Regions from separate parts of the Homo sapiens genome. Here all the other regions are linked to region 3. A link is an interaction called in ENCODE POLR2A ChIA-PET data of the cell type or tissue named here. Cell type or tissue: PC-9. All regions are shown on one strand. Region 1 overlaps MYO15B (myosin XVB). Region 2 holds the start of ERLN (endoregulin). Region 3 holds the start of LLGL2 (LLGL scribble cell polarity complex component 2).

Region 1 (2,500 bases), 76 kb after region 3:
TTTTGTATTTTTTAGTAAAGACGGGGTTTCACCATGTTAGCCAGGATGGTCTCGATCTCCTGACCTCGTGATCCACCTGCTTCGGCCTCCCAAAGTGCTGGGATTACAGGCGTGAGCCACCGCGTCCGGCCTAAGAGTGATCTTTGAAAGACCTGTTTAAAAGCACATGTGATTGTGGGACCATTCTCCCAGGAATGATTGCTAAATCTGTACTAAAGTGCCCCATCCCCATTTCTTTTTTTTTTTTTGTTTAAGTACTTACTTATTTTAGAAATGGGGTCTCACTCTCTCACGCAGGCTGGAGTGCAGTGACACCATCATAGCTTACTGCAGCCTCAAGCTCCCAGTCTCAATCAGTCCTTCCACCCAGCTAATGTTACTTTTTTCTTTTCTTTTTTTTTTTTTTTGAGACGGAGTTTGGTTCTTGTTGCCCAGGCTGGAGTGCAATGGTGCGGTCTCGGCTCACTGCAACCTCCACCTCCCAGGTTCAAATGATTCTCCTGCTTCAGCTTCCTGAGTAGCTGGGATTACAGGCATGAGTCACCATGCCCAGCTAATTTTTTTGTATTTTTAGTAGAGACAGGGTTTCACTATGTTGGCCAGGCTGGTCTTGAACTCCTGACCTCAGGTGATCCACCTGCCTTGGCCTCAAAGCGCTGCGGTTACAGGCATGAGCCACTGCGCCTAGCCCCACCCAGCTAATTTTTAATTTTTTTTTTTTTTTTTGAGATGGAGTCTCGCACTGTCACCCAGGCTGTAGTGCAATGGTGCCATCGTGGCTCACTGCAACCTCCGCCTCCTGGGTTCAAGTGATTCTCCTGCCTCAGCCTCCTGAGTAGCTGAGATTACAGGCACCTGCCACCACGCCCAGCTAATTTTTTGTATTTTTAGTAGAGTTGGGATTTCACTATGTTGGCCAGGCTGGTCTCGAACTCCTGACCTTGTGATCTGCCTGTCTCGGCCTCCCAAAGTGCTGAGATTACATGCGTGAGCCACCGCGCCCAGCCCAATTTTTAAATTTTTTGTAGAGATGGGATCTCACTAGGTTGCCCAGGCTGATCTCGAACTCCTATCCTCAAACGATCCGACCACCTCGGCCTCCCAAAGCGCTTGTTTTGGGGAACAAAGCCAAACCTACCCTTATAGTCAGTGTAGGCAGTACTCGTGCTCACCGGGAGAGGGCGCCATCCAGAAGGACAGCCTGTGCAGAGGCGTGAAGGGAGCTCATGGCTCCTCTCCTAGGCCACGGACCACACCTTCCTCCAGAAGAGCCACTATCACCATGGTGACCACCCCAGCTATGCCAAGCCCCGGCTGCCCCTGCCCGTGTTCACCGTGCGACATTATGCAGGGACTGTCACCTACCAGGTACCTGGCCTCAGGGACAGACCAGGGTGAATCAGCGAGGGCAGTGTCCCCTCCCAAGCTGAGTCACCCGACAGCGGAGAGGAGTGGGTGTGGGGAGGCCCCTTGCAAGGCTTGGACACCTGTCCCTACCTGAGCCATGGGCCCTGCCCAGTTCTGAGCACGGTTTACTGAGTTCTAGGTGACAATTATGGGGTCAGGGAGTGGAAGCCTTGGGACCCTCCAGACAAGTGGGCAGAGCACAAGCATGGGACCTGATGACCTTGGCAGTTTACTTCGCCTTCTGAGCCTCCGTTTCCTCACCTGTAAAATGGGTATGGAGACCTAAGCTCTGGCGTTGCTGTGAGGGTGAGATGTAGTAACGTGGAGATGGCCTGGCAGGTGCCTGGCACATAGTAGGTGCTCACTGAATGGACTTCCCTTCCCCCTTCCGAGTTCTATGCCTACCAAGAAGCTGCACGCGTGCCTACCCCAGGAGGAGAGGAACTGGGGGTGGGGGAGCGGGGGCTGGAATAAAGGGAAGGGCAGTAGGGAGAATCAGTTCTCCCTGGAGGAGATGGCACACTTTGCTTGGAGAAGAAAAACTACAAACTACCCAGGAGTTGCCCCCAAAAAAGAAATACAAGGAGTTCAAGAAAGCTAGGAAAATGTAAATCAAAATAGATTTAATATGGAGAGACAGACAACATTCTTGTCTAGTCAACCTATTGACTAGCATAGGTTAAAGCCCCAGTGGGGAGAGTGTGGTCTTGCTGGGGACTGGACCTGTCCATGGGGTGGAATGGAAAGTCCAGTGGCAGACCCAAGGCTAGGTAAAGGGCTGGAAACACCAAGGCAGCCTTTCAGGTCACCTGGGGAGAGGGTAGATTCTTCTCCTCCATATCCAGCCTCCCCTCCTTGGTTCCTGTTCTCCTCCCTTTCTCCACTTCCCTCCCCACCTGCATGGTCTCTTGCAGGTTCACAAGTTTTTAAACAGAAACCGGGATCAGCTGGACCCTGCTGTGGTGGAGATGCTTGGCCAGAGCCAGCTCCAGGTGCCCATCTGCCCTTCCAGGCCCCCACCCGCTCCATACTCTGTCCCCCAATTCTGTCCTTTTCCCCCTGGGCGCTCTTGCCCAAGGGTTGGCCCTCAAGT
Region 2 (2,500 bases), 120 kb after region 3:
CATGGTGAAACCTGTCTCTACTAAAAATACAAAAAAATTAGCCGGGTGTGGTGGCGCACGCCTGTAGTCCCAGCTACTCGGGAGGCTGAAGCAGGAGAATTGCTTGAACCCAGGAGGCAGAGGTTGCAGTGAGCTGAGATCACGCCACCGCACTCCAGCCTGAGCGACAGAGTGAGATTCCGTCTCAAGCAAACAAACAAAAAACAACAACAGACCAGCATAGTATATCACATGCATGTAATCCCAGCACTTTGGAAGGCCAAGGATCCTTGAGCTCGGGAGTTTGAGACCAGCCTGGGCAACATGGGGAGACCCTGTCCCTACAAATATAAAAAAAAATTAGCCAGGTGTGGTAGCATACACCTGTGGTCCCAGCTACTCCTGTGGAGGTTGAGGCAGGAGGACTGCCTGGGGCATGACAGTGGCACTGCACTCCAGCCTGAGTGACAGAGCAAGACCCTGTCTCAAAAAAAATAAAATAAAAATAAAAAATGACAATAAAGCCACGGATACAAGAATCTCATTAGAAAAACTTGGCAGAGAGTATATAAAAGTTTCCTCCCAACCGGGCATGGTGGCACACGCCTGTGATCCCAGCTACTCAGGAGGCTGAGGCAGGAGAATCGCCTGAACCCGGGAGACAGAGGTTGCAGTGAGCCAAGATCACACCACTGCACTCCAGCCTGGGCTACAGAGTGAGACTCTGCCTCAAAAAAAAAAAAAAAAATTATCCAATTGGGGCCGGCAGTTAATTGAAAGAGCTGGTCAAAGCAACTTTTGTTAAAGAACACCTAAGTTCTCTACACATCTATTACTTTTTTACATATCTCACATTAAATGGAAACATACACCTTTTCCTTGGCCGGCCTTCCTGGCCTTTTCTCTGAGTGTGGGCTTGCCAACCAGAGCTCCTGGATTGCTATCTTCTAGTTTTGGTTGAGTGTGGGCTTGCCAACCACAGCTCCTGGATTGTTATTTTCTAGTTTTGGTTTCTTTAAAGCAGAACAAAAACTTAAAGTCATTGGAACTTAAAGGCAAAGGAAGCTGGGTGTGAAAACCTTCTGGGTTTTTACAAAATGTCCCTGATGTTTAGTTATCATGTCTGCATCTTTTTCAACAGGAACATTATCTGAGTGATTCCAAAGTCATCCCAAAGTAGTCAATAGGTATTTCTAGAAAGAATTTCTTTCTCCACTCGCTCTGAGGTGCAGCACAGGTGCTTCAGCGCTCAGACTGTGTGCTGCTGGATTCAAACTCCAACTCAGTTACTTACTAGCTGATGACCTCGGCTAAGTTATTTAACCTCTCTGTGCCCGTTCCCCACATGTAAAATTGGGGTTTCAGCTATTATTGTTGCTTCATTGGTTCCCGGGATGTTAAATTCAATTATGTAATTACAAGTACAACTGCCATGAACAGGTTTGGGAACCAACACTTGACTCTTGATAAGCATCTGACTTAACTGACGGAGCTGCACGCAAAGGGTGAGCTAGAGACTGGCCCACTGCTGTGAGCGTTCAGCATGCCAAGGGCCTTAGTCAGTAAGTTTCACACAAGGAAACAGAAAACATCAGGTAACCCGGGTCAGTGACGCCCATGATAGTTAAGAACGACTGTTCTAAATCTGCCTCCATCTGTCATCCAACCCTGGCCACACCTGGGGAGAATCACCTGGGGATGTGTAAACAATACGACATCCTGGCAACCCCAGAGACTGATATAAGTGGTACCAGGTGGGGCCTGGGCATTTCTCAAAGCTCCTAGATCTTTACCAGCTGGGATAAGCACCCGAGGGCTAGAAGGGAAGCCCTTGGAGGGCAGGGCCCGCCTCTCTGATCTCACAACTGGACACACAGTGCCTGGCATGGTTCCTGGCCATAGCGGGCCCTCACATCCTAGCTTTTAAAGGAGTATATGGTGGCCACTAGGTTTCAAGCACCAGGGCACAGGCTTGATCCCCTCTTCCCAGCTTCCCTATTGTGCCAGTGGGCAGAAACCAACCACACAATGTTGCTGAGGCCGTGCCCAGGGAGCAGACAAAGGCACCAATGGGAAGCCTCAGGGGGGGAGCAACACTTCCCCCAGAAACAGTTCCAGGAGGCACCAGGCGCCAGCCAGGGCTGCAGTTAATCATTCACCCCACAACACAGGAAGTGAGCCCTACGCCAGTCCCAGCCCCAGGGCTTCCTGAGCTCGGGGCAGGTCCGCAGTCCACACGTCACCCAGACAGAGGACAGCCCAGCCCAGCCACAGGTGAGGCGGCCTGATGGCCTGGGGCAAAGGCCCTCGGTCCAGTCTCTTCCCCGTCCACCCCAAGTCTGACTTCTCTCAGGAGGGACTCATGAACACGTGCCCTGAGCACCCCCAAAATGACATCACACAAGGGCAGAAAGGAGCTGAAGGGGGAACGTGAAAGGCAGAAAGGGAGCCGTGGTTGCCAGGCAACCAGCCCTAGCCCACCTTTGTTTGTTTGGTGACAGCAACTAAGGTCTGGTCAGGG
Region 3 (2,500 bases):
CAGGATGTGGGGCACTGACCTCACAGCTCTGCAGAGGATGGAGCTTGCTCCGGGGGACCGGGACTGTCTGTTCTCAGGGACCATCTCGGCTGCCTCCTGTACCCAGACTCTAACCTGTAGCTTCAGAGGCCAGTCTGGGCCTTGGCCCTGGGTGTCTGATACTCACAGAGTGAAACTGTGACCCTCTCCCTTCCCTGCTGCCTTGCAGTGACCCCTCTGGAACTCAGGACTCGATTTTAAGGACCCAGGAGGTGGGGCAGAAGAGAGGACTGTGTGCCTTTAACGAGAGGGTGCCTGCTTCGTGCTATAAAGCCAAAGCCATTAAAAATAGATTTCTTTTCTGCTGTTTCTGTATGTACTGGGTAAACCCCTCTCGCCCCCGTCCCGTTGTCAGTGGAACTGCCCCCAGCCCCTCACCCCTGCTTTGCCCACTCAAGGAGATCCGCTTCCTCTGGTGCGGGATCTAAGAGTGAGAGAAGCCCGCGGGATAGCAGGAACGCGACCTCGAACCTTTTGAGCCTTTCCCGGGCCTGCGTCGGAGGGGATGGGACGTCGCAGGCTTCCCGAAGGGAGGAGGGAGGACGGCGCGCCATCGGCCCTTCCCTGGGCGCAGCGGGGTGCGGGTGGCGAGAGGCGCCACCTGCAGCTGGGCGGTGGAGCGCGCTGCAGCCCCGGCCTCCGCGCCCTTTCCGCTCCCGCCTCTCGTCGCTCCAACCTCCTCCCTCGCTTGTGCTAAAAATTCCACCCGCTGTTGCAGACCCTCCGGCCGACACGGAGGAGGTGGGCGCCCCCCCGCACCCCCCCCCGAGGAAAGGCGTCTCGCCGCGACGCCCCGGTCCCTACACCATCCCTCTCGTGGGGCTGGAAACCCGGCCCTGCGTCCCCCGGTCACCCTCTCTGGGCTGGGCTCTGGCAGAGGAGCTGGCCCGGATCCGCCCCTCCCTCGGCAGCTCCCGGGAGTTGGAGGGACGGCTCCCCTGGAGTCTGGGAGGCGGCCCGGGACCGCAGGCGTTCCGGGAACTATTTCCGCTTGCGGGAGGCGGCGGGACACTGGGCGCGGCGCGCCGTTCTGCGTCCAGGTGCGCGCAGGTGAGGCCGGGGCGGGCCTGCGGAACCCCGAGGCCGTTCGCGAGGCCCCGCCCCGCGCTTCCCGGGGCCGCGGATTGGCAGGAGCGCAGCCCCCACCCCCGAGGGTGCCCCCGCCCCTGCGGCGCCGAGCTGGGGGGCGGGCCGGGGGCGGGGCGCTGGGCCCCGGCAGGCTCGCCCTTTATGTAAATAGCGCGGCTCCGCCCCAGGCTCGCCGCGCCGGAGGTGAGCAGGAAGGAGACGGCCGCCCAGCAGCCCGTGGGCAGGCGCGGCGGAGCGAGCGGGGCCGGCGGCGGGCGCCGAGGGACGCCGAGGCCTCGGGCGGGGGCTGGCCCGGGGTTCCAGGTGAGATGCGTGCCGGACTCGCCCAGCCGGGCCCGCCCCCTCGGGGCTTCCACCTGGGGCGGGGAGGCCAGGGAGGCCCAGGACCCCTGGGCTGTCGGGCCAGGGCGGGAGGGCTGCGCCCAGGTCCGCGCGCCTCGCCCCTGTCCGCGTCGCTGTGCTGGCCTGGAAGAGAGACACCTGTAGAAAGTTCTGCGGGAAACTTCTCTGCCTGATCTGCGCGATGACTGAAACTTGGGCTTGGGTTTGCACAATAATGTTGGCTTAGGAGAGCAGGAGAACAGGTGCCCCGGCCGGCTGGGTGCGGGGGGCACCGCGGGCAGAGACGGAGTCCCCGGGCCCACGTGCAGGCGCCAGGCCAGCGGGGTTGGCGACGCGCGTCTGCGGTGACCCCCTCCCCACGGGCGGCGGCCGGAGCGCGGTGCCCCGGCGGCTTAGCCCCTGCCCCTGCCATCTGGGCTGTGTCCCTGCCGGCCCTTTGTGCCTCCTAATCCCCGGACGCAGGAAGCCCGCGGGAGGGACTTCGGTCTCCGGCCTTTCTCCAGCTGGGGCGGCTTTGGACACCTTCACATGACAGTGCGGAGACCCAGTCTGCCCTCCATGCTGACGGGCGGGGTTTGCGCTGTGGGATTTGGCGAGAAGTGGAAAATTCTATCTTGCCAAAGAAAGTGTGTCTTAGTTTGTTCCGGCTGGACGATTGGTGGACACGCTGGGCCTTGGCTGTGGGGAGAACTGACCTAACCAGGGGAGCTGTAGAGTGGCGCTTTGAGGCTCTCACCTGAACAGGTGAGCTTTGAGTGAGGAGGGCGCCCCTTCCCCTGGGGATCCGTATGCGACTGCCGGCAGCCTTAACCTGGGCTCCAGGGACCCCCTGCTGGAGTTTGTAGTTCAAGAGAACCTTGAGTTCTCTTGAAGGGGCTACAGAGAGGATTCTGAGCAGGGAGCGGGCAGGGAGGGAATGGGTGTGTCAAGGTGACAAGGAAACGCTGGTAGGAAGAGCAGAGCTGCCACAGAAGAGCTGTGGCCCAGCCCGGGGGAAGCCAAGGTCAGAAGTGGCAGTTGAGGCTGGGTG

What was found. ChIA-PET counts read pairs that join two places held together with the same protein. Peaks named below come from ENCODE experiments on the same cell type or tissue, not always from the same donor. Only the 100,000 strongest peaks of a DNase experiment are listed, where the experiment ranks them.
Region 1: POLR2A ChIA-PET joins it to region 3 with 14 read pairs; 9 of 35 experiments call an interaction of 5 or more read pairs at or near these places.
Region 2: POLR2A ChIA-PET joins it to region 3 with 19 read pairs; 6 of 35 experiments call an interaction of 5 or more read pairs at or near these places.

What each region holds. Positions count from the first base shown.
Region 1 is chr17:75,600,196-75,602,695 of GRCh38, forward strand. It overlaps MYO15B (myosin XVB), which reads left to right. Exons shown (of 64, transcript NM_001395058.1): 15 at 1,243-1,368; 16 at 2,322-2,399. Among named protein-coding and RNA genes, the nearest start is that of MYO15B, 14 kb to the left of the region's middle. In PC-9, CTCF peaks have their summits at 1,163 (motif pointing right) and 1,369; a DNase peak (open chromatin) is centred at 1,326; H3K27ac peaks cover 1,213 bases.
Region 2 is chr17:75,644,119-75,646,618 of GRCh38, forward strand. The region is part of intron 8 of RECQL5 (RecQ like helicase 5); the gene reads right to left. ERLN (endoregulin) reads left to right here and starts at 2,133. Exons shown (of 2, transcript NM_001162997.2): 1 at 2,133-2,500. RefSeq lists enhancers at 2,060-2,204, 2,372-2,451 and a cis regulatory region at 2,125-2,138. In PC-9, no CTCF peak of the experiment used is centred here; DNase peaks (open chromatin) are centred at 1,553 and 2,173; H3K27ac peaks cover 2,139 bases.
Region 3 is chr17:75,524,395-75,526,894 of GRCh38, forward strand. TSEN54 (tRNA splicing endonuclease subunit 54) reads left to right here. Exons shown (of 11, transcript NM_207346.3): 11 at 1-341. The coding sequence ends at 18. LLGL2 (LLGL scribble cell polarity complex component 2) reads left to right here and starts at 1,303. Exons shown (of 26, transcript NM_001031803.2): 1 at 1,303-1,431. RefSeq lists silencers at 669-768, 789-1,508, 825-1,009. In PC-9, CTCF peaks have their summits at 706 and 906; a DNase peak (open chromatin) is centred at 1,197; H3K4me3 peaks cover 2,402 bases; H3K27ac peaks cover 1,525 bases.